2 separate regions of the Homo sapiens genome follow, and region 2 is linked to region 1. Evidence: read pairs that join two places in POLR2A ChIA-PET (ENCODE). Cell type or tissue: A673. All regions are shown on one strand. Links, peaks and the distances in the headings refer to the core of each region. The heading gives the core; the rest is flanking DNA.

Region 1 (11,947 bases), core at 3,873-11,872:
GGGCGACCTCCTGGCCTAAATAGTCCTGGCATATTTCAGGAGTAAAATTGGAGGGGATGGGGTCTTGGGAAGGAGATTTGATTTTATCGGGCTTATGTGTCAGTCAGTGCTTCTCAGTCCCCCAGGTTCACTGGGCAGGCTTGAACCTTGACTGGGTCCCTGCGAGGCCTGGTGTGTAGATCACAGACTGGAGTCAGATGATGTGGGTTCAAATCCTGACTCTGCCATTTTCTAGCTGCAGGAACTGGGCAAGTTAATTAACCCCTGTAAGCCTCAATTTTCTCATCTGTTAAATGAGAATACAAATAGCATCTACCCAAAAGGTTGTCATGAAGATTACCTGCAATAATCTACATGAGTATAGAGTGTTTATATAGCACCAGGCTAAGCTTATTAAGATAAGCTTTTAATAAAGTAATGTTAACTATTAATGTCATCACTGGAGTTAGTACTCACACATCACTATTCTTTTCTCTGATCACTTTCTCTCCTTGTCTTACCTCTGCCCAATATGCATATCAAATAAATGTATATTAATTCAGTGGAAGTTGTTTCAACATATTCAAATGGTCTGGAAATGCTTCTGTTCTCTTTTACTCCTTTTATGTATGGGTGATCAGATACCCAAGGAGGATCAGGAGTCAGTTGGGAAATGGAAGAAGAAAGAGACAGAGGACTGTGGTAGAAGGATCATTGGTTTGAGTGTCTAGGACTTTGGGGAAGAGAGGCAGCTGAGTGTACTGACCAGTTTACCTTCTCTGGAGCCAGACTGAATGTAAATCCCTTCTCCACTTTCCCAGCTGTGTGATCCAAGTCAAGTTACCTAACCTCTCTCAGCCTTGGTTGCCTTCTTACAGAGAAAGGGATGGCGATAATGATATTTTATAGTGTTATTAGGAGGACTTGATTAGTTAATATTTAGAAGACATTTATATCAGTACTGTGTATAAACAGAATATAAATGTTGTTTAATTTTTTAAATGTCCAGAATAGGTGCTGGAAACCGAGTAGTAGCAGCAAAGCTGAAGTCAAAGTTAACTATAGACTAGACATTGAGAAGATATGAGTTATCTGTCCTGAGGGAAGTGATATTACTTTTCCTAACCTTGGGGACCACAGAGCTTCTCTCCAGCTTTAACATGCTCTGAATCATTGTCTTGGTAATGATCAGGATTATGCCTTGCTCAGGAAATATTGGTTATTTAGTTGCTTTGGAAAATGTGACAGGAAGCTAGAATTTAAGTTTTACAAACATAACCCTAAAAATTATTTCAAACTCTGAGCCCATTTTCTAGCTGCTTACAGGTTACACCTCATAGTTGGGCCAGTATTTTAACTGCATTCTTCTTGTTAACAACTTCTATATTTTTTCCTTTGTACTCTCACCAAGAAAAAATAGCAGAATTATGAGCTCCTTCGCACTCTGGTTTGGAGATGTTTGGGAGTCTGCAAGCCCTGAGAATACTTAAATTAAAATGATGGTTTCAAAAATAGGCCCATTGAAACATGGAAATGTGTTTCTCTCTTCACATTTCTGTTTTCCTTTTTTATTCTGTGGGTTGCTGTCCACAGCAGGATGAACTGAGAAAGGCCATCAAGAGGTGGTCTTTGTAGATTTTTCTCCCCTACCATCTTAAAGAAACTGTTGCTTTCCAAAGTGTAGAACTGTTAGTATAGTTCGATGACCTTTCATCACAAGAATACTTAAAGTATTGTTTTTAAATGCGGTGACAAGGGATGGAGAACAAACAGTTTTTCAGAGGGATTTTCCTGGAAAAGCTGTGAACTGACTGGGGTTAACGTCCAAAGGTAATGGTCTCTCCCAGCGGGTCATTAATTCCCAGGAATTGGCCTGTGCCTCAATTGCTATTGCTTAAGTAAACAATAAATAACATCACACAGATATGTAATGAACTATAAAATGACCACTTCTCAACCTGCATTGTAGATATGCCTGCAGCACATTCAAGACTGCCTTCTATTAATCACCTCCCCAACTTGATTGATTAGTTTCCATCAGCACCCTGTCCCCTATTTTCTTTTAAAATAGATTAATTTCATACTGGTGAGGTCAGAGAATAAAAGCATGAATGTTAGGCCCAGTAAAAAATGGTGTCTGTGCTAAGTATTTGACTTTTTTTTTCTCTCTCTCTCATTTTTTCTCTTGCACTTTCTGCTACTCTGCAGCAATTAGTTATAACTCGCATCATGCCCCAATAATACCAAGATTTGTGCCGATGACATTGGTTAATGGAAACTGAATGAGTCTTTCAAGGGCAAGGATTATTTTAATTATGTTAATAATATAAGGGTTCCTGATCCGTCCACCCACTCCACTGTCATTTCTCAGTCATTTCGCTTGACCTTTCAGAAGTTCTTAACCCATCTGATTATTTCCTTCCACGAAACTATTTGCTTGGCCTCCACTCTCTCCTGGTTTTCTTCCTACCTCATTTGCCACTCCTCAGTCTCTTCTTTTAGCTCTCTTTTTTAAAAAAGTTGTAAAATGCACACAACACGAAGTTTACCATTTTAACCTTCTAAGTGTGCAATTCAGTGGCATTAAGTACATTCACAATGTTGTGTAACAGTCCCCACTGTCTACTTTCAAAACTTTTTATCACCTAAAATAGAAACTGTAACCTTTAAGTAATAATTTCCCATTCCTCCTTCTTCCAGCCCTTGGTAACCTCTCCTTCTATCTTTATGAAATTTGCTAGATACCTCATATACGTGGAATCATACAATATTTGTGTGTTTCATTCTGGGTTATTTCACTTAGTATAATGTATTCAAGATTCACCATGTTGTAGCATGCACCAGAACTTCATTTCTTTTTATGGCTGAAAATATTCCATTGTATGTATATAGCCCATCATATTTACCCATTTATCTCTTGATGGACATTTGGTTGTTTCCACCTTTTGGCTATTGTTAATAATGCTGATATGGACGTGGATGTATAAATGGAGTAGAATTACTCAGTCATATGGTAATGATATTTTTAACTTTTTTAAAGGAACTGCAAAACTGTTTTCCGCAGTTACTTTTTCACAGTTTTACATTCTTACCAGCAATGCACTAGAGTTCCAACTTCTGTACATCCTAACAATTGTTATTTTTTTATAGTAGCCAACCCAGAGGGTGTGGGGTTCTCGTCGTTAGTTCTATCTTGTCTTCCAAACTTGTCATCACTGAAGCACCTGAGGACTCAGTCTCCCTGTCTTCCCTTTCCCATCTATTTCTATCCCTTTGGTGATCTCCTCCAGCCCCCTGGCTTTAAATACCATGGACATACTGATGTATATTGCTAGCCCCTACCTCCTGCCAGACTCTAGGCTTCTCACTGCTGTTGCCTGGTGGGCATTTCTACTTGGATGTTCAGTAGGCACCTCAACCTTAAAATGTCCAAAACCGAAGGCAGATTCCAAGCCCCTCATCCCTTGCCCACCATGAACCTGGTTCTCCCACAGACTGCACTTATCTGTCAATGGCATCTCCATTCTACCTGGTTCTCAGGCTCCAAACCTTGGATTCATCCCTTCCTTTTCTCTTTTCCTTTCTTTCTACATACACCAGCAAATTAAGTTGGTTCTACTTGCAAAATTAACACAGAGCTTTGATTGGGTCTTGGTTCAAATGTTACCTGCAGAAGGACAACCTCTCCAAGTTAAACAGCCCCTGCTCCCTCCCTCTCCATTCCCTTATCTGCTCTATTCTTCAGAGTACTTGACATCATATATATGTAAGTTTCATATCCTGCACCATCATGTGAGGGCAGGAACTTACTTGGTATGTTTTCTGGTTTGTCTCCTTTGCCTGAAAGAGTACTGATTTCTCTAAAAAAAATTGATGAGTACAGGATAAGTGGAAGATACAGTGTCTGCCCCTGAGGAAGCAATGAAATCAAGACTCTATATATGAAGCAACTAAAAACAGGAAGCCCGCTTGGATTTTTTTCGGGGAAAATGGATTTTTTTTTTTTTCCAAATAAATCCTACCTCATCATGTGACCAAAACATGTCTATTTGAGTTGAAAGTGTTTTTGCCATGTTAGACACTTTCCTGCTAAGAGACAGGATATTGAGCAAACTTCTTAATAAGTTAGTGTTGCTATTTTATTTATATATGTATATATACCTACACATATACACACACACATTATTTTGCTGTGGCTACTTTTAATTTTATAGAATCCATTTTTGTTGAGGCCCTCCTCATAGGCAGTTATTTTTCCTTGAAACTGCTGCTAGTTTGCTAAGAATTTTGTCCTGAGTAAGAGAGGGTGAAATGCTGCTAGTATAATATGAAATGCATTTTATGAGTTAAAAATTGATCACATATAAATAATAAATAATTGTATTAGTATGACCACAGAACTTTAAAAATGTTCTTAGCATTAGAGATTCTATTGAAAGTTCCTTGAAGACAAAACAATGCCCTGAGCAGCTCTACATTCTTCTCAATGCCTGAAGTCATCCTTTTTTTTTTTTTTTTGAGACAGAGTCTCACTCTGTCACCCAGGCTGGAGTGCAATGGCACAATCTCGGCTCACTGCAACGTCTGCCTCCTGGGTTCAAGCGATTCTCCTGCCTAAACCTTCCAAGTAGCTGGGATTACAGGCATAGACGCTCACTAAATAATTGCTGAAGGTTTCAAATATTTTCAGCACAAGACAATTACACTATCTCTTTGTTCCTCCTGGAGAGATAGCACTATATGTATACTGAAGGGAAGATGGATGTGGGCTCAAGGTCTGGCATTTGCCAGCTGTGTGGCTTTGAGGAAATCATTTCTGACAATTTTTGGCACTGTGAAGTACTTCCCTGTTAGTAGCAAAAGGAATATAAGGCTCTCAGCACTTCCTGCTTCCATAGAGTAGGCCTATAGTCCTATAGTAAGTAAATTATAAATTGTGATAGATATTAGTTGTTGTTGTTGTTACATCTCTTCTTATAATGTTTCATTTTCATAGAATAAAAGAGTCATAGAAAATATAAACACATACTTTAAGCCTGATTCAGGTCAAATTAAATAAGCTTTTGAGCTCCTGCTATTCCAGCCACTGAGCTGGACATCCAGCCAGGCATCTCTGCATGTTTTGTCTCATTCAATTTTATTTTTCTTAGATCACAGTATCCTGATGTAAAGATTCTCTCAGAATTTCCATCAATGTATAACTTAATTCTTTTTTTTTTTTTTAAGACAGAGTCTCGCTCTGTCACCTGTCCCCCAGGCTGGAGCACAGTGGTGTGATCTTGGCTCGCTGCAATGTCTGCCTCCTGAGTTCAAGCAATTCTCCTGCCTCAGCCTCCCAAGTAGCTTGGATTATAGATGCCCGCCACCACCCCTGGCTAATTTTTGTATTTTTAGTAGGGACAGGATTTCACCATGTTGACCAGGCTGGTCTCGAATTCCTGACCTCAGGTGATCCGCCCATCTTGGCATCCCAAAGTGTTGGGATTACAGGCGTGAGCCACTGCACCGGGCCTATAAACTTAATTCTTGAATTATATTTTAAAGTTTAAAACTCCTTAAAGAAATATTCCATGAGTGAAATATGGATCAGTGTTTCAAAACCAAAGCATTTGACTCAGTAATGTTTGAGGAATTATTGATTTCTATACATGAATGAAATGGGAAATCTTACGTTCAGATAGGTTTAATTAATATTTTTCTAGAGTGACATATTTGCTACCAAAATTTAAAAATAATTTAACTTTTTCATATAATAAATGTCTTTTAAAAAGTGGAAGCTACTTATGGAAAAATATAACAATTTGTTTTTTGAACTTTTTAAAACTTGATGACCTGTTTTGGGACTTGAGACCTTGCTGAGCCTGACATGCTAATTCTTTGATTTATTCAAATACTCTTTAGATACTTCATTGTTATTCATAAAATATGTTTAGCCTTTGTTACATGTAATGAAATAATTCACATTATTTAAGTTCAGGAAAAGAAAAAAATACAATTTGAGTGTTGCTGGGCAGCAAAGAGCAAAGGAGAGACACATACAATATACATACTCAATGTTTTCTTAGTTTTTTTGTTTTTTAATTGTCCTAATTTTAGGCAATGAAAAATAATTTTGTCATCTGCCTCAAATTTTTGTTTCGATGGTTGGTTTGGTTTTGGATTTGTTTTTTTTTTTTTTGAGACAGGGTCTCATTTTGTCATCCAAGCTAGAGTGCAATGGCTTGATCACAGCTCACTGCAGTCTCCACCTCTCAGACTCAAGTGATCCTCCTACCTCAGCCTTCTGAGTAGCTGGAACTACAGGGACGTGCCACCATTCCTGGCTAATTTAAAAAAAAAATTGTAGAGACAGGGTCTCACTATATGTTTTCCAGGTTGGTGATGTGCCTTACATTTAATGTTGCCTCTGAGACCTTAAGAGCAAACTTTCCTGTTTTACTTAAATCTAGGTACATCATTTGAAACCCATTTGAAAGCTCCTGGTGACTTATTTAGCTTAATGATGTTCATCTTACTGAGAAGCAAACTCACAGAGCTTTCCTTATTCCACCAAATGTTGACAGAGTTCCGGTTCAGTTCTGCCACTTTCTAGTGCTGTGACCTTGGGCAAGAACCTAGTTGCTCAGAGCCTCAGTTTCTTCATCTGTAAATAGGGGTAATAACAGAAGCACCCTCACAGAATTCACGTTAGGATTAAATGGATGTATATATTTAAAATATTAGTATATCTACTATAGTATTATAATTTGTATATATAATGTATATAATTTGTGTGCGCACACACACACACACACACACACACACACACACACACACAGCTTGGAAATAGGGCCACCATTTAATATGTGCTCTGTAAATATTAACTATAAAATTGATGGTGGTTGTGGTGGTGGTGGTCCTCAGCCTCCCAGGATATCAAAAAGGAATTAAAGGAATGTTTTGTCATTTTTAAGAATCTATCATGATGGGTAAAGGGACAATATGGAGTGGTAGACAATATGTAGTGGAAGTGAGTTTTAATTTTATTACCAAAGCGTATGTATGTTCTTTAAAAAAGTCATTCCAGGAGCTGATGGTGCAATACATTCCAGTTTAACCATTCTATTTCATAAAATCTTTCTGTGTTCCTTGAGATCAGGAAAAAAAAAAAAAACTAAAAAGAATAAATGACCAGAAGTTATACTTTGTAGGAGGTCAAAGAAAATAAATATGTTCAGTACTAGGCTTAAAGGTTGAAAAAGGTTCATTTAAATGGCTCCACTTAGAGAATATGACAAAGCTCCAACACTTCCTGTCAGGCACAGTATTTCATGCTTAAAAGTTGCGTTCAGATACATTCTTTCTTCACTCTCATCTATCCCGTATAAATGGTTGCCAGTTATCTGCACACAATGGCAGCTTGACAGAAGGATATGACTATATGAACATGCCATCCAAGTTAATGATGCCATGGATTATAATGCAATAAAATCATAATCCATCTCTGCTCCTAGTGCAGTGCTTTTTAATTCAGCCATGACATCCTATATGGAGATGTTTATCCTGCACTTCTCCCAGGCTGTGGGAATTATTCTCCTGCAGTCAGCAGGGGACTATCTGATGATTCACCAATAGGGTAGTATCAGCACTGGCGATTAAAAGGATTACTTATTTGCTTACTCAGGAAGGATTAATGGCAGAGAGCAAAAGCTTTGTTTAAAAATCATGTGCCCTGACTTCCTGGAGCTTAAAGAAAAGAGTCTAAAAGGTATTATACCATTTTATGAAGAAGCATTTTATTCAAAAATTAAAATCTTGATCCACAAAATGGTCCCTTACTGATGAATTGTGAGCTAGCATTAAACAAATAATCATTTTCTAGTAATATGCTCCCATTGTATTTCGGCATTTCTGTAATCCAGGGTCTGTTGGAACTGTTTTATTCTAGCTGGTTATTTAGGGAGATGATTTTTGTGTCTGTAATTGAAGTCTAAAATATGGAACTTAATCATATACTAAAATAAATCAACAAGATTAAAAGAGTGTTTAATTCTTGTGATGACTGGGGACTTCTCATTTTAGTGTATCTTTAAGATTTCCCTTTATAAATAATACAAATCTTCATATTATTTTTTGTTTTCCTTGTTTAAAACAATAAGCATAGCAGAAATTGCAATGTTTTGTGTGACCTAAATATTACTTGATGGCAGTTATTAAGTCTTATACTCTCTATGTGAGATCTCAAATTTGAAAAATTCTCAGGATCTGGCTGTTATAACCACTGTTGGTATTAAAAATATTAATGATAATAATATACGAGAACATCAACCAGCATTGGACCTCAAAATACATCAGACCTGATCTAAAATCTACTCCTTTGTGAAATTTTCAATGTTGAAAATACATTTTTTTTTTTTGCGGGGGGTCGGGGCGGGGGGACATGAAGTCTCACTCTGTGGCCCAGGCTAGCGTGCAGTGGCACAATCTCGGCTAACTGCAACCTCCACCTCCTGGGTTCAAGTGATTCTCCTGTCTTAGCCTTCCAAGCAGCTGGGGCTACAGATGCCCACCACCACGCCTGGCTAATTTTTTTGTTGTATTTTTAGTAGAGACGGGGTTTCACTGTGTTGACCAGGCTGGTCTCTAACTCCTGACCTCAAGTGATCTGCCTTTCTGGGCCTCCCAAAGTGCTGGGACTACAGATGTGAGCCACCATGCCTGGCCAGAAAATACGTTTTTATAATATTTCTCCTCTTCACTTTCTGGTTAGCTTGTAATGAGATTTAATTACCAGGAATGTGTTTTCACTGAGGTATTTTTCTTCATTTCCTCCTAGGAAAAATTAGGAATTAGGATTTGCCAAATTTTCTCTATCGAGCTACTGAATCAATGCTATTGACAGCATCTTAGTGGATTAAGAGGTGGAATCTGAAATAAAATTCTCCTTCGAGTCTTCTGGGCCATACCTGTGCCTGCCATTGGAGTCCTCAGGGCAGAGAGTGGTCTGTCCTGGCAATGGCAGGTTCAGGAGGGAGGAATTACATGGACCCAATGGCATGGATGAGAAAGCACTGATTTCTATCCTACTGCTTTCATTTCTTTTGCCTCGACCGTCTCTGAATCCTTTCAGAGCCACCACCTACCCCTGCAAACGGTGGTAGAAGAGAAAAATTATTTTAAAGGTATTTCCACTTGAAACAGAGTTAACTTTCTTAAATTAAGGGAATTTTTTTTTTAAGCTGAAAGATGTTTAATTTCTTTTCTAGCCCATAGGAAGCACAGATGGATGGTATCTTTGTACATAATAATCAACTGTGACTAGTTAAATGACACACACATGTAATCACTTTACCATTCTAAAAATATTCTCTCTCTGCTTTCCTGATCATTTTCTAAAACACATGTGAAAGGTTGTTCTGACCCACTTATGGCTTTACTGGGTTATCTGCCCAAATAATACCATCTTATGATTTGTTTTGTTTCCCATATAAGCTGAAAATTTTCTTATTAACCTCCATGACATCTCAATATATGTTTTGTTTACTGCCAGACCCTACTAAGTTTATTGATATATTTTACATGAAACTGCCTGGTAAATTTGCAAATGCAGCAATTACTGCGGTAAATTGCATTTTAGAGATAATGTTCCGAATTTTTCCTTCAAGACAATACAAATGGTGCTGTCTAATGCCAGTGATAACTAGCCACAAGCCAAGTCCTTTCCAATAAATACAAAGTTTGTAATGAGATGGTGGCTTTCCTTTTATAGATTGAAGGAAATTGGTAATGAAAACTTTGATTTTTTTCCCCTGAACTTTATTAAATAAAATGAATCACAGTCTGGTATTTAAAGTCAATAGCACTAGCTAAAACAAACTGCATTGTATCTGTAATTACAAACCTCTTCTAAAATTAGAGTGATAAAGATAGTGAAAGCTTCCTTTTTAACTTGTTAATTTCATTCAAATGCTAAACCAGCAAATATATTATCAAATGATAATATATTTGTTATTTTAAATGAATTCTCTAAGTAGATTATAAAGTTATGGCCCCAGATTATTTGAGAATTAAGGATCCCTTGCTGTATCCATATGCTCTAATTATATCTACTTATTTCTCAAAAAGAGGTATGAGCATATTGACTCATTCCTTCCACCCAAATATCCAAAAATCTTTAAGCTCCCCACATACCTCTTATTCTCCAGTTATGGAATCATGTTGGCTTCCAGTTAGAAAATGAAAAGTACTTGTTGGGCTCCCCGTGCCAGAGTGCCTTCCTTCCTTACCTCACTTCTTCCAGAACTGGAATCCTGTCCTAGAACTCCTCCTCATTGTCACGAGCTCCATTTCCCAGCTCTTGATGTCCCCGACACTGTGCTTTACCCACCACTGCCCCCAATCAGATCCCCTTGGCTTAGATCACCTTTGGTAGGGACCACATCTTACTGGGTTTTTGACATTCACCTGATTTCCTTCCTAAACCCTCCTAGTTCTGTCTAATCTCTCAAAGTCCTGGCCACACCAGCCAAATCGCCAATCAGCCCTGGTTCTGACATTCTCCAGGCATGAATCTTCTGGGCCAATACCCCAGCCCAGACTTCCCTTTGATAGTGAGAATTAGATGGGAAAGATGATTTTTAGAAGTGTGCACATATGCCTTACAGTTATGTCCATATTCTTACATAAAATTAAATATATAAATAGTGTGGTGACATTTGAGGGAATGCTTAATGAGTACAAGGGACAAAAAGTATAAATGCTAAGGTTTAAAAGAAATACTTCTCCAGATACTGAGGCAAATGATGAAGAAAATAACAAAGCATTGCCTATTAACAGTGTTACTACAGGAAGATCTCAAGAGATTATTAATTTTATCCCTGCCAGATAATGACTTTTGATAAATTCCTAATTTCTGAGTTGAGAATCAAATACAACAATCGCTTCTTGAATTAGCCACATAATTGTAGTCCATGCTACATGGAATTCTCCTGGCGGTTCTTGCAGTGATGGTGATATGAATATCCTAGCTGCTGCTCAACTCTGTTTAATCTCCCGCTGTAATTACAGCAGGAAGGCATGCTCACTTTTTCACATTTTCCGTTTACTCTGGAGTGTAAATTTTAGGAAACTAAGACTTTTGAGTTCCGCAAAATGTCTCCTAAGCCTATTCATCTCTAGCTTTCTTGTTTTTAACATATTCTCCCAGTGCCTGACTATTGTTTTTGCAGATTTAAATAGCCTTATGACCTTTATATCAACTAAAATGTGAAATACCTAGTTTTGATGGATTGCCTATGCTTCTGTTTATTTAATTGTAAACATTCCATAATAATCTATTATCCTTGGAAAACACTATTTTTTTCCATTGGAAGCTTGTTTTATAGTGACGTTATTTCCATGTGGATGAACATAGTGATCTGCAGTCTAATTTATTCATCTGGAAAGTCAAAACTTCATTTTGTGAGGCGAATATAAGCTCATATACTCCCTTGTGGTAAAGTTAGATGAATATTCTCATTGCTTCAGAATATATTGTGCATACCTAGTTAAGAGACCTTGAAGCAAACTTGTCATTTCTGAATTTCATCAGTCAAAGTATGTATTTGCCTTGGCTTTATACTTACTTAAAGGACAGGGGCTGATGTGGAAAATTTTCTCAGGTGCAGAGAACAGCAGACTATTAACATATGGTTGACATGGTTTCATTTGATTGTCCTAAATTACAGGAGTTGGGCTCATTTTGATGCTATCCATATTGCTGCCAGGTTTTCTAATTTATTTTAAAATCATTCACTCTTTCTTAAGCTTTTCCAAAGCAAGAGGTGTGGGTGAGGGAGTATTTCCTTGAGCATCAGCTGTACTGGAATATTCTAGTATGTTTGACTTGATAGTTTAACTACAAGGCATGACCAGCCACACTCTGCAGTCACATTGACTTCTTAGAATTTTGAGATTTGCAAGGATATTTGTCTTTCACCTTGGTTAAATA
Region 2 (16,902 bases), core at 4,116-12,115, 640 kb after region 1:
TCTCCATTTCCAAAGATCATTTTCTGTTTCAGGTAATAAGCATTTACATGTGAAGGCCATTTGTCTGGTGATTAAAATTTGGAATATTCAAAGAGAGTCTTCATAGCAACTTTCAAAACGTATAGGTAGAATATTTAAAATCTGTACTGGGATGGGATGCTAATGGTTTCTCATTCTAGCTTGGAGTTTTGGGGCAAAGGTGAGCACCCTTTTTGGATTCTCTTTATGTTTTATAGAATGAATGAAAAATTCAAGTGTTAGTGCTTTGAATTTGCATACGTTGTTTTAGGGCATGACAGAGAAAATGTGGATGACTTTGAGGTTGATGCCGTATCCCTATAGGGATTATGGCTCTTTAAAAAACAGATCTGATGGTACTCATGTAAGACTCTTGATTGTCTCTATTCTTTAAATAACAATCATATCTCTAGGTTCACGTCATCCTTTTTAGATGACCATGTAGTATTGGGGATGCCGTCCGCCCTCCTGTCCTGTTTCTCAGCCACATCAATCATTGTGTTCAGACTCGCTGCTTTTATCTGCTCTGCTACAGACCATCCGTTTTCTGCCCTTGGAGAGCAGGTCCTAATAGGTTTCCTGTTTGTACTCTTCTGAGTTTTTGCTTGTTGGCTTTTCCTGAGAAAAAGACATGCTATGTGCTAGGGGGAAATTGGCTTAGTTTGTGTACATGGAGATTTTCTATGTAGTAATATGCATAACCTTATATGAAATAACTGTTTTGTAATTAACACCCTGGTGGTATTTAGCTGATTGAGGCCAGTTAAGAGACAACAAGAAAATACTTTAATTCTTCCTTTTCATGCTACAGGAAAGGAGAGTTCAACAAGGTGTTTTAAGAAAAAGGGAAAGTAAAGCAAAATTTCTGTGAGAAAAATTCTGCATTATTGATGTTTCAAAAATCCTTATTAATATAATACAGTAAAAAAGAAGTGTGTGCGTATTGAATAATGTACCTTTAAATGACAAGTGCCCTGCAAAGATCTATGTGTAGAAAAGAAGTTTGTTATATATGATTTTAAAAAGTTAACATAGATCTTCTATGTCATGGACCTTCTATATCCCAGTTGTGGTATAGAATCTTGATAGTGTGCGTGTGTGTATGTAAATTTTAGATCAAATCTGACTCTGGGTCTGTAGAAGGAATAACATTAAGAAAAACCGATTTTAAGCAGAAACATTTTTGTTCTGCTTTCGACTGTAAAATTTGTATATATACATTGTAGAAAATTCAGAAGGCTTAAAAAAAATAAGGATGATACTTAAGTCCTCTATTCACACTTGCAACTCAGATATAACCACATGCTTTTGTCTGACATACATATCTGTTCTGTAAGTATTGAGTATCTATTAAGTGCCAGGCACTCTGCTGGGTCCTGAAGATACACCAGTGAAGAAAACACACAAAATTTCCTTCCCCAGGGAGTTTACATGCCACTGTTTATATATGTATACCATATACCAAAATATACAATGACTTCAAGCTGTATGCTGAAGTCATATGGTGGGCTTGTTCATACTCCTTAGCCTTCACTAAGGAATACCTTTCCCTTATGAATTATTGTTCCCTATTTTTTTAATCGTTATGTACCCTTTGTCTTTGTCTTTGAGTATACCATAATTTGTGTCCCCCAGTTTGAACTATTTAGGCAATTTCCAATTTTTTGTTATGATAGAAATAAGTGGCTGGGCACAGTGGCTCACACCTGTAATCCCAGCACTTTGGGAGGCTGAGGCGGGTGGATCATTTGAGGTCAGGAGTTCGAGACTAGCCTGGCCAACATGGCAAAACCCCGTCTCTATTAAAAATACACAAAAATTAGCTGGGTGTGTTGGCGCGTGCCTGTAATCCCAGCTACTCAGGGTGGCTGAGGCAGGAGAATCACTTGAACCTGGGAGGCGGAGGTTGTGATGAGCCGAGATTCCGCCACTGCACTCCAGTCTGGGTGACAGAGTGAGACCCTGTCTCCAAAAAAAGAAAAGAAAAGAAAAGAAAGGAAAAGAAAGGAAGAAAGGAAGGAAGGAAGGAAGGAAGAAAGAAAGAAAGAAAGAAAGAAAGAAAGAAAGAAAGAAAGAAAGAAAGAAAGAAAGAAAGAAAGAAAAAGAAAGAAAGAAGGAAGTGACTATGAACATCTTTAAATGTGTATCTTTACCTTAAGAGTTCACTGTCTCCTTAGGGCCAATTATTTTTATTTATTATTTTTTCTGAGACAGAGTCTCGCTCTGTTACCTGGGCTGGAGTGCAGTGGTGTAATCTCAGCTCACTGCATCCTCCACCCTCCGGGTTCAAGCAATTCTCCTGCCTCGGCCTCCCAAGTAGCTGGGACTACAGGCCTGTGCCACCATGCCCAGCTAATTTTTGTATTTTTAGTAGAGACATGGTTTGACCATGTTGGCCAGGCTGGTCTCGAACTCCTGACCTCAGGTGATCCACCCACCTTGGCCTCCCAAAGTGCTGGGATTACAGGCATGAGCCACTGTGCCCAGCCAGGGCCAATTATTAGATATGAGTGTAGCAGGCTGAAAAGTAGGAACATTTGAAAGACTCTTGAAACACTGTTGACCACCTGGAAATGTTCTACAGTCTGCACTCCCACCAGCAGCACTCTTGCCCTGTTCTTATCTTATACTTCCCAGTATTTAGGGAGAAAAAGTTACCAGTTTGGAAAGTAATCTTATTGTGCTTTTAAACTATATTGCTCTCGTTATTTATAAGAGCACACATATTTTTCTATCCTTATTTGTCTGACCCATCTCTTAAAGTCATTTGCTCATTTTTCTATTTAAAGTAATGTCTTTCTTGTTTATTTATCAGCACTTTTTATATAGTGAGCCATTTAGTCCATTATCATAATGTGGCACATTTTCTTCCAGATGGAGAATATGCATTTTTGTCCAACTTCTCTACCAGGTAAATGACGAGGAGGGAAAGGAGAAGGCCCTCCTCTTGGTATAGAGGAAGGGTTGGCTTTTCAACCAGAATCTCTCTACCTAGGCACAGCAGCAATGACTCAGTCACTGTGATGGCAGTGCCCACAAGCACCAATGCCCAAGAATCCCATTTGTTTTGCAGACAGGGCTGCTTTTATAGTGCCAATCTATGCTTTCTGCCTGAGCTGCCAGAACCATGCGGGGTCCAAGCAGGCATGTGAGCATGGAGATGAACTCTGTTCTGGATAAACAGTACTCCACCTTGTCCCCTCCTCCCATATTAGTAGTCAGTGATCCGTGTGAATTTAATTGGTTTCCAGAAAGTGAGTGTTACGTGTATACGTCAGTGTGCCACTTTAGAGTTGTAGAAAGAAAAAGTTGGGCCTTGTGGCTGTGGATGAATGAACATGACCCTGACAAACAGCTGCTGTTCTGAACAGCGAGATAAATTTATGTTTAAACCACAGTAAACTATGCAACCAGGTAATAATTTTGAGCAATGAAGTATGTTTGCTGTAGTAACCATTACAGACACAGATAAATCACAGTAATTTCAACGTGGCACTTTTGCCATTCAATAAATGGGTATTTTAAATTTCATTTGCTTTTGAACTAAGTTTCATAATTTATAGAGTAAGTCATTCAAAGATTAATGCTCAGAAGGGAGGAAAATCACTATACAAGAACAGAAACATGTCATTTATGTATATTACATTGGAACTTTGTCCGCCTGTTTCCATTATAAACCTGATTTTGCAAACATTTATAATAGACCAATAAAAAGTTTGCCCTGGGCTAGAGTTTGCCATTTGTTTCTGAGATTCCAATTTTTATATAATTCTTTTCTTTCTCAAATAATATGATATCTATCCGTGTGTGGTTTTTTGTTTGTTTGTTTGTTTGTTTGTTTTTAAGATGGAGTCTCGCTCTGTCGCCAGGCTGGAGTGCAGTGGCGTGATCTCGGCTTACTGCAACCTCTGCCTCCCAGGTTCAAGCGATTCTCCTGCCTCAGCCTCCCGAGTAGCTGGGACTACAGGCGCACGCCACCACGCCCAGCTAATTTTTGTATTTTTATTAGAGACAGGGTTTCACCATGTTGGCCAGGATGGTCTCCATCTCTTGACCTTGTGATCCGCCTGCCTCAGCCTCCCAAAGTGTTGGGATTACAGGCGTGAGCCACCGCGCCCAGCCCCATGTGTTTTTTAATGTGTTACATCATTATACAACATGACTAAGTCAAAAGTTTATTTATTTTAAAAGCAAATTTGTGGCTGATGATTTCAGAATGTATTGGCTTGCAATTGATTCTGGAGCTTTTTAAAGATGGTTACACAATATTTAAAGATGGTTAGAAAATATGGTTCAGAGAATGAGAAAGTGGTTAAATGTCATGATAGCACCACATGATTTTACAATAGCAAAGACAACAATAATAGTGACACTTCATTAGTACAAAATGTGAGCTGATCTATTAGAGGAACCATTCAAATTTAGCACCTCCTGTTTGATCAGGCTGCATAATTTTGTAAATCCCTTATTCAGTCACCCAATCTGCATACTAATCAGTTCCGACGTTATTTATATGATAACATGAAAGCCTTTAATTTTTTATATTCTCAGTTACTGTTTCTCTTGCTTAACTGCGAGCTCTTGAAGGTCAGTGACTGTTTTTTTATACTGCCAGTACCCAGCACGTCAACTGAGTACAAACTGGTCAGGAAACACTCGTTGAATAGATGAAGACATAAATGTTTGTTCAGTTGTAGGCTGTTGCCAACTTTGGAAGGTCGTCTGTTTCAAATGTTTGAGTGATTGGGCTAGAACTTGCAGTTCCTTCTCCCATTAAAAAAAACTCATGTAAACGATAAATTATACCACAATAACTTAATTTCATTTCCAATGATTACACTCCAATCAAGTAGTGGAATTATAGTAGTCGGTCAGAGGTCTGACCAGTTTCTGAAGAAAAAAAAAAAAAATCCCCATCCCAGACAGCAGACAGTCCTGCAGTCAAGCTTGAATGCTCCATTGATGTGGTTTCCACATGTTGTAAGTAATTTATTCTATTGTTGGACACCTGGCTCTGCTTGCCCTCCTCCCCCATCCTTTTTAATAAAATGATGGTGAGTCCATCTTTGTCTTTTAAAAAATTTTTTTTCTTTTAGAGACGGTGTCTTGTTCTTCTTCTTTTTTTTTTTTGGGGGGGGGAGGTGGGACAGGGTCTCGCTCTGTCACCCAGGCTGGAGTGCGGTGGCGCAATCTCAGCTTACTGTGGGTTCAAGTGATTCTCCTGCCTCAGCCTCCCAAGTACTTAGTATTACAGGCATGTGCTACCATGCCTGATCAATTTTTATATCTTTAGTAGAGACGGGGTTTCACCATGTTGGCATGCTGGTCTCAAACTCCTGACCTCAAGTTGTCCGCCCACCTTGGCCTCCCAAAGTTCTGGGGTTACAGGCGTGAGCCACCATATCCGGCCAGATGGGGCTTGTTCTGTTTGCCCAGGCTGGAGTGCCGTGGTGCAATCATAACTCACTGTAACCTCTAACTCCTGGCCTCTAAGGATCTTCCTGCCTGGGCCTCCCAAAGCACTGGGTTTACTGGTGTGAGCCACTGAGTCCAGCCTCCTCTTAACTTTAAAATCCTTAGTCTTGATCATCCCTTTTAGAGCACTGAAAACCAGGCCAGACTTCAGGTGGGGCTCCAGATACACCTACCCCTTCACCTGCAGGCCACTGAATCTGACTAGAAGCAGCTCTGAGCAGCCTTCTTTGGACCAGTAGTTCTCAAAGTGTGGCTCCTCAGCCTGTAGCATCAGTGTCACCTGGGAACTTGGTAAAAATGCAGATGAAACTCTTGGGTAGGACCCAGCAATCTGTGTTTAAGAAGCCCTCCAGGGATTGCAAGGCACTAAGTTTGAGAACCGCTGACAGGGCTTATTGGAACATGGTCCCAGGGCAGAGCGGTGTAAGTGATTCCCATGAGCAGTACACAGGATGGGTGATGTGTACTTCAGCGGCATACTTGGTCATCATGGTCAAGGGTCCCTGAAGCTCATGGAAGAGATGAATTGAAGCTTCAGGCATGGAGTCCAAGGTGCAGTGGTCAGATGTGGTGGGAGGCAGCTCTGGACCAGCACGGCCAAGCTAGCTTCAGGATGAACACTGCATGCACAAGGCTGCACGCAAGAACTTTGTCAGTATATTGTAGTACCTAATTGAAAAATTAAACTAGATTTAAAATCTGTTATGTTTTCATAAGAGATTTCACTGTGTCTGTTAATGAAATAAGGTGCTTTTACATTCTTGAAATAGAAATTGCCGTATTTCTGTTGGCTGTAAAATGCTTAATAAATTTAAAATGGTTGTAAAAAAGGTTAAAACAATTTTTACCTCTTAGTTTGAGTAAAACTTCTTGTTACTAATAACCAACAAGAACATCAAGAGATCATCATTAAACATCTTGATCTGGAATGGCATATAGTTCTTTCAAGCATATAGACAGTTATTTCAAAGACAATTATTTTCAAAGAAGTAAGCTCAACATTCTTGAAAAAATTGGAAAATATTTTATTTAAAAGTATTATGTCAATTCGATATTTAATATCTTCACTAATACTCTGATTTTTTCTCTTTCCCCTCCCCTCCCCTCCCCTTCTCCCCTCCCATCCCCCTCTCCCTTCCCCTCCCCCTCCTCCTTTTTTTTTTTCCCTGTCCCCCTGTGTCCCCCAGGCTGGAATGCAATGGCACAATCTTGGCTCACGGCAACCTCTGCCTCCTAGGGTCAAGTGATTCTCCTGCCTCAGCCTCCGTGAGCCACTGTGTCTGGCCTGATTTTATTTTCTCAATGGTCATTAGGTATTACTTTAAAAGAATACTTCTGGCCAGGCGTGGTGGCGCATACCTGTAATCCCAGCACTTTGAGATGCCAAGGCGGGCAGATCACCTGAGGTCAGGAGTTCGAGACTAGCCTGGCCAACATGGTGAAACCTGGTCTCTATTAAAAATACAAAAGTTAGCTGGGTGTGGTGGCACACGCCTGTAATCCCAGCTACTGGGGAGGCTGAGGCAGCAGAATGGCTTGAACCTGGGAGGCGGAGGCTGCAGTGAGCCGAGATCGTGCCACTGCACTCTTTTAGCCTGGGCAACAACAGTGAAACTCCATCTCAAAATAAATAAATAAATAAATAAAAATAATAATACTTTTTTTTCCATTTAAAATTTTCTCAGTTTCTCCTAGTGTGCAGTGCGCTCTCATTGTCAGGGGACCGCTGTGGGGAAAGGGGTCGGACAGCTCTGCACTGGGCAGTTCCCTGCTCCCTGGAAGGCTTTCCCATGTTTATATTTTTCTTCCCTTCTCTGTGTAAACAGCCCTGCTTCCTCCAATTGATCCTGAGTATTTGATACCATTTCCAGACACCATTCTAGTGAAGGTGCTCTGGTTTCCATTGTCCCCGGGAAATGTGGCATCCAGAGCTGAGCAGAGTTACCCAGATGTCATGTGCCTGGTGCCCGAACAGAAGGAGTGTTGTACCTGTGGCTTAGAGTTGAAATGCAAAGTGAGTGACTTAAGAATTCACTAGATGGAAACCCCACTGAAGTGGTGCGTGTCTGTTTCACTGTTTTATCCTCGTTGACTTATGGGCTCAGTAACTATTTTTAAAATGATGGAATGATTAGATGAAAGAGGAGATGGAAAAAAACAGAGAAAGCAAAAGGAAATGAGCTTATGTAGTGCTTCCTGTCACTTTTGTCTTATGTTAGTCAATCCCAGTGAGCAACTGGATGTACTCAGAAGATCACTTAGTGGTCGGGCACGGTGGCTCACACGGGTAATCCCAGCACTTTGGGAGGCTGAGGCGGCTGGTCACTTGAGACCAGGAGTTTGAGACCAGCCTGGTCAGCATGGCAAAACCCCATCTCTATTAAAAATACAATATATATATACATGCTCAGTGTGGGTGGTGCGTGCCTATAATCTCAGCTACTCGGGTGGCTGAGGCAGGGGAATCACTTGAACCCAGGAGGCAGAGGTTGCAGTGAGCTGAGATTGTGCCACTGCACACTGCACTCCAGCTTGGGCAACAGAGTGAGACTCTGTCTCAAAAAAGCAAAGGAGATCACTTAGTGAGCATGGGATGAGAACAGGGAGGGTGAGAGGATTCTGGGGATAGCCACTACCATCTAGAATGGCCAGATATCATGGTCTTTACCCCTGGGAAATTCACCCAGGGGGTGGATTATAGTGTGGATATGCCAAGTCCTGCTAGTAGAATGAAAAATTGAATTATAGAACTTGTTGGATTTGTTTTTTAGGATAACTAAAATGTCTTCATGGACACTGTGTCTTTTAATGATTACATTTATATAACATGACACTCTGGTGTTTTGTACACTGTAAAAGGTGCATTCTTCTAACACAACACTCACATCTTATTGAAGTGATCCATTGCCACATTGTGGTGTGTAGATCTTATTCTTATCTCCATGCAAAATGCTTGGTATGTGGTATGCACTCAACATTGGTAAAGTTGTAGCTTAAACGATCTAGTACATAGTTTTAAACAAAGACAGTTTAGACATTAAAGCAGTATACGCCTTGTTTGACATGAGGTGTGGGAGCACCAAGCTTGACCCTCTTAGATTCAAATTACTCCTGAATTTAACCAATTCAACTCTGATGTATTTTAGCACAGCCATGCTTCAAGATGGTGGAACTTACCCTCCTGTCTTCCCAGACTGATTTCTGTTCCTGCCCTGGGTACTTCTTGTCTCCTCTGAATGGGTACGGGAGTGTGGACCTCAGGGAGGCCCCCTTGGTATGCTCCTCCGCTTTCATTCGGGGATCTCAGACCTAATTTCAGCTTTGCCCAATGTGAAAGCATTTCCAGAGCAAGGTGACTTCTTCAGGAATTTTCCATGTGGTATCTTTCAGAGTAATAGTGTGTTATCTCTGCCAGAAGCCAGAGGAGAAATTTTTACTCAGAGAAAGAGCCATTTTCCTATGGCTACCTTAAGACATAAAAGTATAGTAACATCCATCTCGTAACTGATCATGTTGTCTGTCTGTACTGTAGCATCCCATGGCTCACCTTTTATGAACTAACTGAATCCCTGGGCCTACTCTACTTTGTAGTCTTGTTCCCTCTGCTATTTGTGTCATATAAATTAATTAGCTCTTTAGCTTTTTACTTTTATCATGTAACACTGAACTAAGTTACTTAGCCATCTTAAGTCATTTTCTGGAACGTGGTGAGGCCTAAATAAATAAGTAACTAATAACTGCAGAATATAAACTATCAGGCCGGGTGCGGTGGCTCATGCCTGTAATCCCAGCACTTTGGGAGGCCAAGGCAGGCGGATCTTAACTTGAGGTTAAGAGTTCGCGACAGCCTGGCCAACATGGTGAAACCATCTCTACTAAAAATACAAAAATTAGCTAGGTGTGGTGGTACACATCTGTAATCCCAGCTACTCGGGAGGCTGAGGGAGGAGAATTGCTTGAACCTGAGAGGCGGAGGTTGCAGTGAGCTGAGATGGCGCCACTGCACTCCAGCCAGAGCCACAAGAGTGAAACTTTATCTCAAAAAAAAAAAAAGAGAATATAAACTAATACAGCAAAAGGCTCAATTATTTTAACAGAGAGCACTAATGGCTGGGTGGAAATTGCCACTTCAGGTTTCTTTCTTATGAAAGCTTGCAGAAATTCACTGATCCCTTAATTATGGTGAGACTTAAAGGTTGCAGTTAGTGGAATAGAATTCTTCAGCTGTGAAATAAAAATTTCCCCCTTAGAACCTTTCTTCTTTGATATGATGGGATGAGAGTACTTTTCCTTCAGTTTCACTCGGAAGAAAATTTCTTATACCAGGCCAAGAGCTTATGGGGGTCCAGAACAATGACTAACATCTTCTGCTATACCTCGAGCAATACGGGTGAAATGAGACATGAAAAGCTGAAGAGTTAGGTATGGATGAAGAAACTGACAGGCCACTACTGATTTTTACCTAAAAGTGATTAAACATTACAACATTCTGTTTTAAGTTCTTATGTATCTAGGTTGTAGATCTTAAATATTTGTTGAATTATTTTTGCTTCCTAGTGTAACTCTGCAATCCAAAAGTAAATCTTAAATAAAAACATGAAAATACACATCCCATGCAGTAAAATTGCAAACACAAATTAAAGGAAGGAAGCTGGGCATGGTAGCACATACCTGTAGTCCCAGCTATCCAGGAGGCTGAGGCAGGAGGATTGCTTGAGCCTGGGAGGTCAAGGCTGCAGTGGACTATGACTGCACTCCAACCTAGGCCTGGGTGACAGAGCAAGACCCTGTCTCTTAAAAAAAAAAAAAAAAAAAAAAAAAAAGAGGAAGGAAAAAAGAGTCAGGCTTATTGGCAAAGTGATCCAATTTAAACAAACCAGGCCTAGGACAGTTGTTCACACTTCTAATCCCATCATTTTGGGAGGCTGAGGTGGGAGGTTTGCTTGAGGCCAGGAGTTTGAGACCAGCCTGGCCAACATAGCAAGACTCCATCTCTAAAAAAAATAAATTAGGCATGGTGGTGTATACCCACAGCCCCAGCTGCTTGGGAGCCTCAGGCGGGAGGATCACTTGAGTTTAGGAGGTCAAGGCTGTAGCGAGCTATGGTCACACCACGGTACTCCAGCCTGGGCGACAGAGCAAGATCCCATCTCTTTAAAAAAAAACAAAAACAAACAAACAAACAAAAAAATCAATAGATTCCCAGTAGTACTCCCTTGTACAGGGAGCCTGTGCAAGGCTGTAGAAAGTAACATTCTCAAGGGGATGTCCTGGCAGATAGTAAATGCTAAGTAAATAGATTTTGATGGATTGTGGTGGCATACAATGAATTTCAACAGGAATTTATTGGAAGGCCATTTACAGTCTAGTTGAGGAAAACCAGTAAGTGAGTAGAAGAGTCGCTACCCATAGGTACATTTAATGAATAAGTGATGTGGCTAGTCATTGGTGTGCCCATACTCAGGGATATCATTTAAGGCCCAAGTGGGCAGAGAAGGTTAAATAGGAGAGCGTATTGGGATTGGAGCTAAAGGATGAGTAGGATTTGGATGGATAGAAAGGAGAAGCACTCTAGGTAGCATAAGCAGAAGTGAGACACCAGGCTCAGTCTGCACTCAGGGAGCAGAGGACATGGTAACTGTTCACTAAGAGGGTTTATGATCAGGCTATTTGGTGAAGGGGGCTTCTTCTTCTGAAACGTGGACTTCATCCTGTCAGTATTGTGTTTCCATGAAAGATTTTGTGGATTTCGTTTTGTTTTAGTCAGAGTCTCGCTCTGTCACCCAGGCTGGAGTGCAGTGGCGCCATCTCAGCTTGCTGCAGCCTTCGCCTCCTGGGTTCAAGCGATTCTCCTGCCTTGGCCTCCCAAGTAGCTGGGATTATAGGCGCATGCCACCATGCCTGGCTAATATTTGTATTTTTAGTGGAGATGAGGTTTCACCCTGTTGGCCAGGCTGGTCTCAAACTCCTGACCTCAAGCGATCCACCCGCCTTGGCCTCCCAGAGTGTTAGGATTACAGGCTTGAGCCACTGCACCCTGCCTCCAGGAAAGATTTTGGAAGAGAGAAGTGACACAGAAGCAGTGAGTTTCTCAAACAATACACATCACTGGGGAATTTTGGCAAATTGCAGATTTTGATTCAGGAGGTCTGGGATGGGACCATGACTGGATGTATAGCAGGTTCCCAGGTGATGCTGATGCAGATGGTCCACAAATCACATTTTGAATAGCAGAGACACAGAGTACTATTTCCAGAAGATGGAGTTGACAATAGTGATTAGAGGGGCATGACACCACTTATAGCCCTTTTAGAGTAAAAAAGGACCCTAAAGATTATCAAGTGGTCCATTTGCCGTTTGTTGCCATTGGAAAAACCAAACCAAACAAAACAGGTTCTAAAGGTTACACTACAGCAGGGAGCAGAACTGGACTCCAGTCTCCCAGCTGACAGTACTTTCCATGCAGCCGTATGCTGGTAGCCCAGGTAGCTGTGAGGCGAAGGACTACAAGTGGAATGGATTCACTGGATGGATGCCAGAAACCTTGGGAAGAGAAAAGCAGTAGCTTTGGGCAGCTGATTTAGTGGGGAGTGAGAAGACTCCTAAGACAATAGATTTTTTTTTTTTTTGAGACGGAGTCACTCTGTCGCCCAGGCTGGGGTGCAGTGGCACGATCTCGGCTCACTGCAACCTCCTCCTCCCGGGTTCAAGCCATTCTCCTGCCTTAGCCTCCCTAGTGGCTGGGACTACAGATGCCGGCCTCCACGCCCGGCTAATTATTGTATTTTTAGAAGAGATAGGGTTTCACCATGTTGGCCAGGCTGGTCTCAAACTCATGACCTCAGATGATCCACCCACCTCAACCTCCCAAAGTGCTGGATTATAGGTATAAGCCATCACGCCTGGCTGACAATGTTGAATTTTAAGTCCTGGTAAAATCGACACATGTTCCATGAATTGACTGGAATAGAGAAGTCAGACAAGAGTGGAATGATTTCCTGGCAAGGGTGAGAATGTTGACTTTCAGGTTGCCCTGGGATCTACATGCCTGACCGCCCTGCACTAGTCCATGTGTTGACTGCTGGAGCTCATCTAGTGGGACGGCTGGTTCGTCTGAGACAGGTCAGCCAGGACTGAAAGGTTAAACAGCAGCCAGCAGGTCATGGAGTCAACGCTTGGACTCCCAGAACTTTGCAAATAGTTAGAGTCTCTTTGAATTTTCAATAAAAATAAAGACGTGATGGTATTTTTAGGTTTAAAACATGGAGAAAGGGGCCTCCTTTAAAAGGTGAGAAATAACCTACTTGAATCTGATCATATGGACCCATTTGTCATAAGCAGGAAACCAAATAAAAGCCAAGACTAGATAGTGTACAAAGTAATATAATTTTTTTTTTTTTTTTTGAGACTGAATTTCACTCTTGTTGCCCAGGTGGAGTGCAGTGACGCAATCTCGGCTCACAGCAATGTCTGCCTCCTGGGTTCAAGCGATTCTGATGCCTCAGCCTCCCAAGCAGCTGAGATTACAGGCCTGTGCCACCACGCTGGGCTAATTTTGTGTTTTTCGTAGAGATGGGGTTTCTCCATGTTGGTTAGGCTGGTCTCAAACTCCCGACCTCAGGTGATCTGCCTGCCTCGGCCTCCCAAAGTGCTGGGATTATAGGCGTGAGCCCCCACGCCTGAGCAATATATACATTTTTAAGTAGAGTTTATCTGGAAGTTTCTGTTCTTCTGGTTTATCTGTTACTTGGTAAGGATCTCTCCGGTGAAGAACACATATAATGTAGTTTGCCAACTGGGAGATACCACAACTCTACAGCCTTCTTGTAAAGTGATAAAAAAAACGTAAATCTGTGACCGGCAGCAACTTTCCACAGCAGTTCAGAGCTTGGGTCCTTCCATTAATTGCATGCATCAGTAGTAGCATGTGGCATTTTACTTTTAGCTGCATGTGGCTAAGCATCCGATCGCCTCTGGCTTTTTCCACCTCCTCCTTCCTGTACCTAGTGTGGAGGAGGAGAACTTGGCACTGAGCTGAGCTGGTGGGCGCCTGGTATTCTTCCTCTCCATTTTTGGAACAGAAGGGGGATTTGTCCCTCCTGCTTTTCCAGCTGTGAAGTTCATTTGGCTTGCAGCCTTGGCAGCATTAAGGGAGGAGGAACGTGTGGATTTCCACAGGAAGGTGGAGACAAAGTGGGAGTGGGGATGAGGGCATGATATTTGTTTTCCAGGATCTAATTCTGCCCTGGGTGGGTTTTTGAGTCTGGTATTTTGCACAATGGGATGTAGCTCCTAAAGCCAGAATGTCATCATTTAGGGTCAGAGACTTAGTTTTGTATTTGACCTAGTCCCTTTTAGTGTGGCTGTAGATGTGTGTGTGTATACATACACAAGCAGGTGAAAGCACACACAGGTACACATTTGTTTCGGTTTTGGTTTTGGCAAACTACTGATTTCATCTTGCAATACTTGGGTTTTGCTTTTGTTGTTGGATTTATTTATTTTTTTAGCTTCTGTATTAGATACAATAAATGTTTGTGGAACTATTTTTTCTACAAATTGTCCAATCTGACAATAAATGCATTTGAGGTTTTTCTCCCCAGTAAGATTTTTGATCACCTGATTCATTTTTCTTTTTAACTATACCATACTATAGCGGAGCCTCTTTTAGTCAAAGTATGAATATGAAATCATTTCAGCATGGTCCTTCTCTATTAATAATAAAATATACAAATTTTAACACATCAAGAAAATATTTCAATACTAGCCATGACCTAACTAGAGAAATAAAGTATTAATACTTTTGTTTCTTTTTTCTTTTTTTTTTTTTTTTTTGAGACGGAGTCTCTCTTTGTCGCCCAGGGTGGAGTGCAGTGGCGTGATCTCTGCTCACTGCAACCCCTGCCTCCCAGTTCAAGCCATTCCCATGCCTCAGTGTCCTGAGTAGCTGGGACTACAGGTGTGTGCCTTCACACCTGGCTTATTTTTGTATTTTCAGTAGAGACAGGGTTTCAGTATGTTGGCCAGGCTGGTCTTGAACTACTGATCTCGTGATCCGCCCGCCTCAGCTTCCCAAAGTGCTGGTGAGCCACCATGCCCGGCCTGTTTTAACATTTCTTAGGTAGCTTTTTAGCTTAATTGTTGGACTTAATTGTTACACTTAACTTGGGAGGGTTTCTTTAAGAGTTTGTAATGTTAATGAGATTTGTCATTCTTAAATTGTTATCAGAGTTAACTTTGGGGACTTTTATTAAGTTTTAAAAAATATATGAATAATTTGTATATGTATACTTTTTATTACAAAAGGAATTTGTTATATATATCTTTTATTATGTTTTAAAAATATATTAAAGTAATTGAAAAAGGTTATAAATTGAGAAGTAACCATTGGCGTGTAGAATTCTTTTAGATATTTTCTTCTGCATTTATAGACATACATATGTAGATAATTTAAAAACATAGGGGAACTGGAGATTTTTTTTTTTTTTTTTTTTTTTTTTTTTTTGAGACGGAGGCTTGCACTGTCCCCCAGGCTGGAGTGCAGTGGCGCAATCTTGGCTCACTGCAAGCTCTGCCTCCTGAGTTCATGCCATTCTCCTGCCTCAGCCTCCCGAGTAGCTGGGACTACAGGCGCCCGCCACCACGCCAGGCTAATTTTTTGTATTTTAGTAGAGATGGGGTTTCACCGTGTTAGCCAGGGTGGTCTCAATCTCCTGACCTCGTGATCTGCCTGCCTCAGCCTCCCAAAGTGCTGGGATTACAGGCATGAGCCACCGTGCGCGGCCTGGAGATCGTATTTTTAAGCTAATCTTTCATCTTTAGAAAAAAGTAATGCAAGACTACATGCTTGTAAAAAAATTCAGTGAGATATACTCTCAGCGTTTTTTTTCCTCTATGTGCACACATTCATATATGAACAAACATGCATGCGTTCATGTTGGGATATATTTGTATTTGTGTTTAGTTTTCACTGTTACACTTAACTTGGGATGGTTTCTTTAAGAGTTTGTAATGTTAATGAGATTTGTCATTCTTAACTAAGGTATCCATATGTGACTTAATGATGAACAATTCAATCTATAGGTCAAATTTCAAAATCTTCTCACCTCACCAGCCACAGAAAAAATTCACAATTCACTTTCTTTTTTTAATGTATTTAAAACATTTCAAACTAAGTTATAATGCCCTCACTTAAGGTTCAAGTTCAGCCACCAGTGTTGTGTGGCTCTCCCAGGTCATTCTGAGGAGTAATTTCTCATTAAATTCTGCGTAGAATATGCTTTTTCCAAGCAAAGTTTATGTGCATATCATATTCAGAAATTTTAAAGGATGTAGCCAGGTGCAGGGGCTTATGCCTGTAATCCCAGCACTTTTAGAGGCTGAGGTGGAAGGATTGCTTGAGGCCAGGAGTTCAAGACCAGCCTGGCCAACATAACGAGACTTGTCTCTATTGGAGGGGGTGAGGAAATAAGAAAAAAATATTGAAAGCATTGCTAGGTGAGGTGGCTCATGCCTGTAATCCTAGCATTTTGGGAGGCCGAAGTGGATGGATCCCGAGGTCGGAAGTTGGAGACCAGTCTGGCCAAGAGACCAGCCTGGCCAATATGGTGAAACCCCATCTCTACTAAAAATACAAAAATTATCTGGGCGTGGTGGTGGGTACCTGTAATCCCAGCTGCTTGAGAGGCTGAGGCAGGAGAATCACTTGAACCTGGGAGGTGGAGGTTGCAGTAAGCCGAAGATCGTGCCATTGCGCTCCAGCCTGGGAGACAGAGCCAGACTCTGACTCAAAAAAAAAAAAAAAAAAAGGATAGTATATTTACACTTAGGAAACAATAGTGAATACTTTTCTAATAAACTCTAAAGTTACATTCAACTTCAGAATGCATTTCTTCATGTCCCTTTGCAACATTTAGATGGAGTATCTAAATTTCATAAATACGATTTTTCCTTATGACCAAAGAAAGTCCTCCAGTACCAGGAAGGAGTCAAATTCTTGGTGGTTGAGCCACGTGCTCAAGATTGAGCAACAGTTAAGGAACTCTGATAGCTAATTCTTAACTTAGAAATGGTGATATTTCATGATTTGATGTCTGGGATTTTCTTCAAAGTAAAATGAGATGAACATGAAGTAACAGTAAAGGTATAGAGGAAACAAAATCAACTCTGAACTGCTGATTGTTGGAGCTGGGTAGTAGGAATTGGGGAGTTTATTATCCTCTTCTCTTTACTTTTGTATATTTAAAATTTTCTATAATCATAGGTTTGAAATGAGAGACATGATCATTGCAGCCTAATACAGTGCAATATTTTGACCTTAAGTGATAATTCAGGCTGACTATTGCCAAGATATACTTGAGTAAATGTTGTAAAAGCCACGAGATAATCCTTCCAGATATTGTCATGAAT

What was found. Peaks named below come from ENCODE experiments on the same cell type or tissue, not always from the same donor. Only the 100,000 strongest peaks of a DNase experiment are listed, where the experiment ranks them.
Region 2: POLR2A ChIA-PET joins it to region 1 with 21 read pairs; 1 of 35 experiments calls an interaction of 5 or more read pairs at or near these places.

What each region holds. Positions count from the first base shown.
Region 1 is chr6:147,775,017-147,786,963 of GRCh38, forward strand. It overlaps a transcript of SAMD5 not described here. Among named protein-coding and RNA genes, the nearest start is that of SAMD5, 270 kb to the left of the region's middle. In A673, for the core only: no CTCF peak of the experiment used is centred there; a DNase peak (open chromatin) is centred at 7,575; H3K27ac peaks cover 1,623 bases.
Region 2 is chr6:148,419,097-148,435,998 of GRCh38, forward strand. All of the region lies in intron 2 of SASH1 (SAM and SH3 domain containing 1), which reads left to right. Among named protein-coding and RNA genes, the nearest start is that of SASH1, 85 kb to the left of the region's middle. In A673, for the core only: no CTCF peak of the experiment used is centred there; DNase peaks (open chromatin) are centred at 7,685 and 9,635; H3K27ac peaks cover 1,052 bases.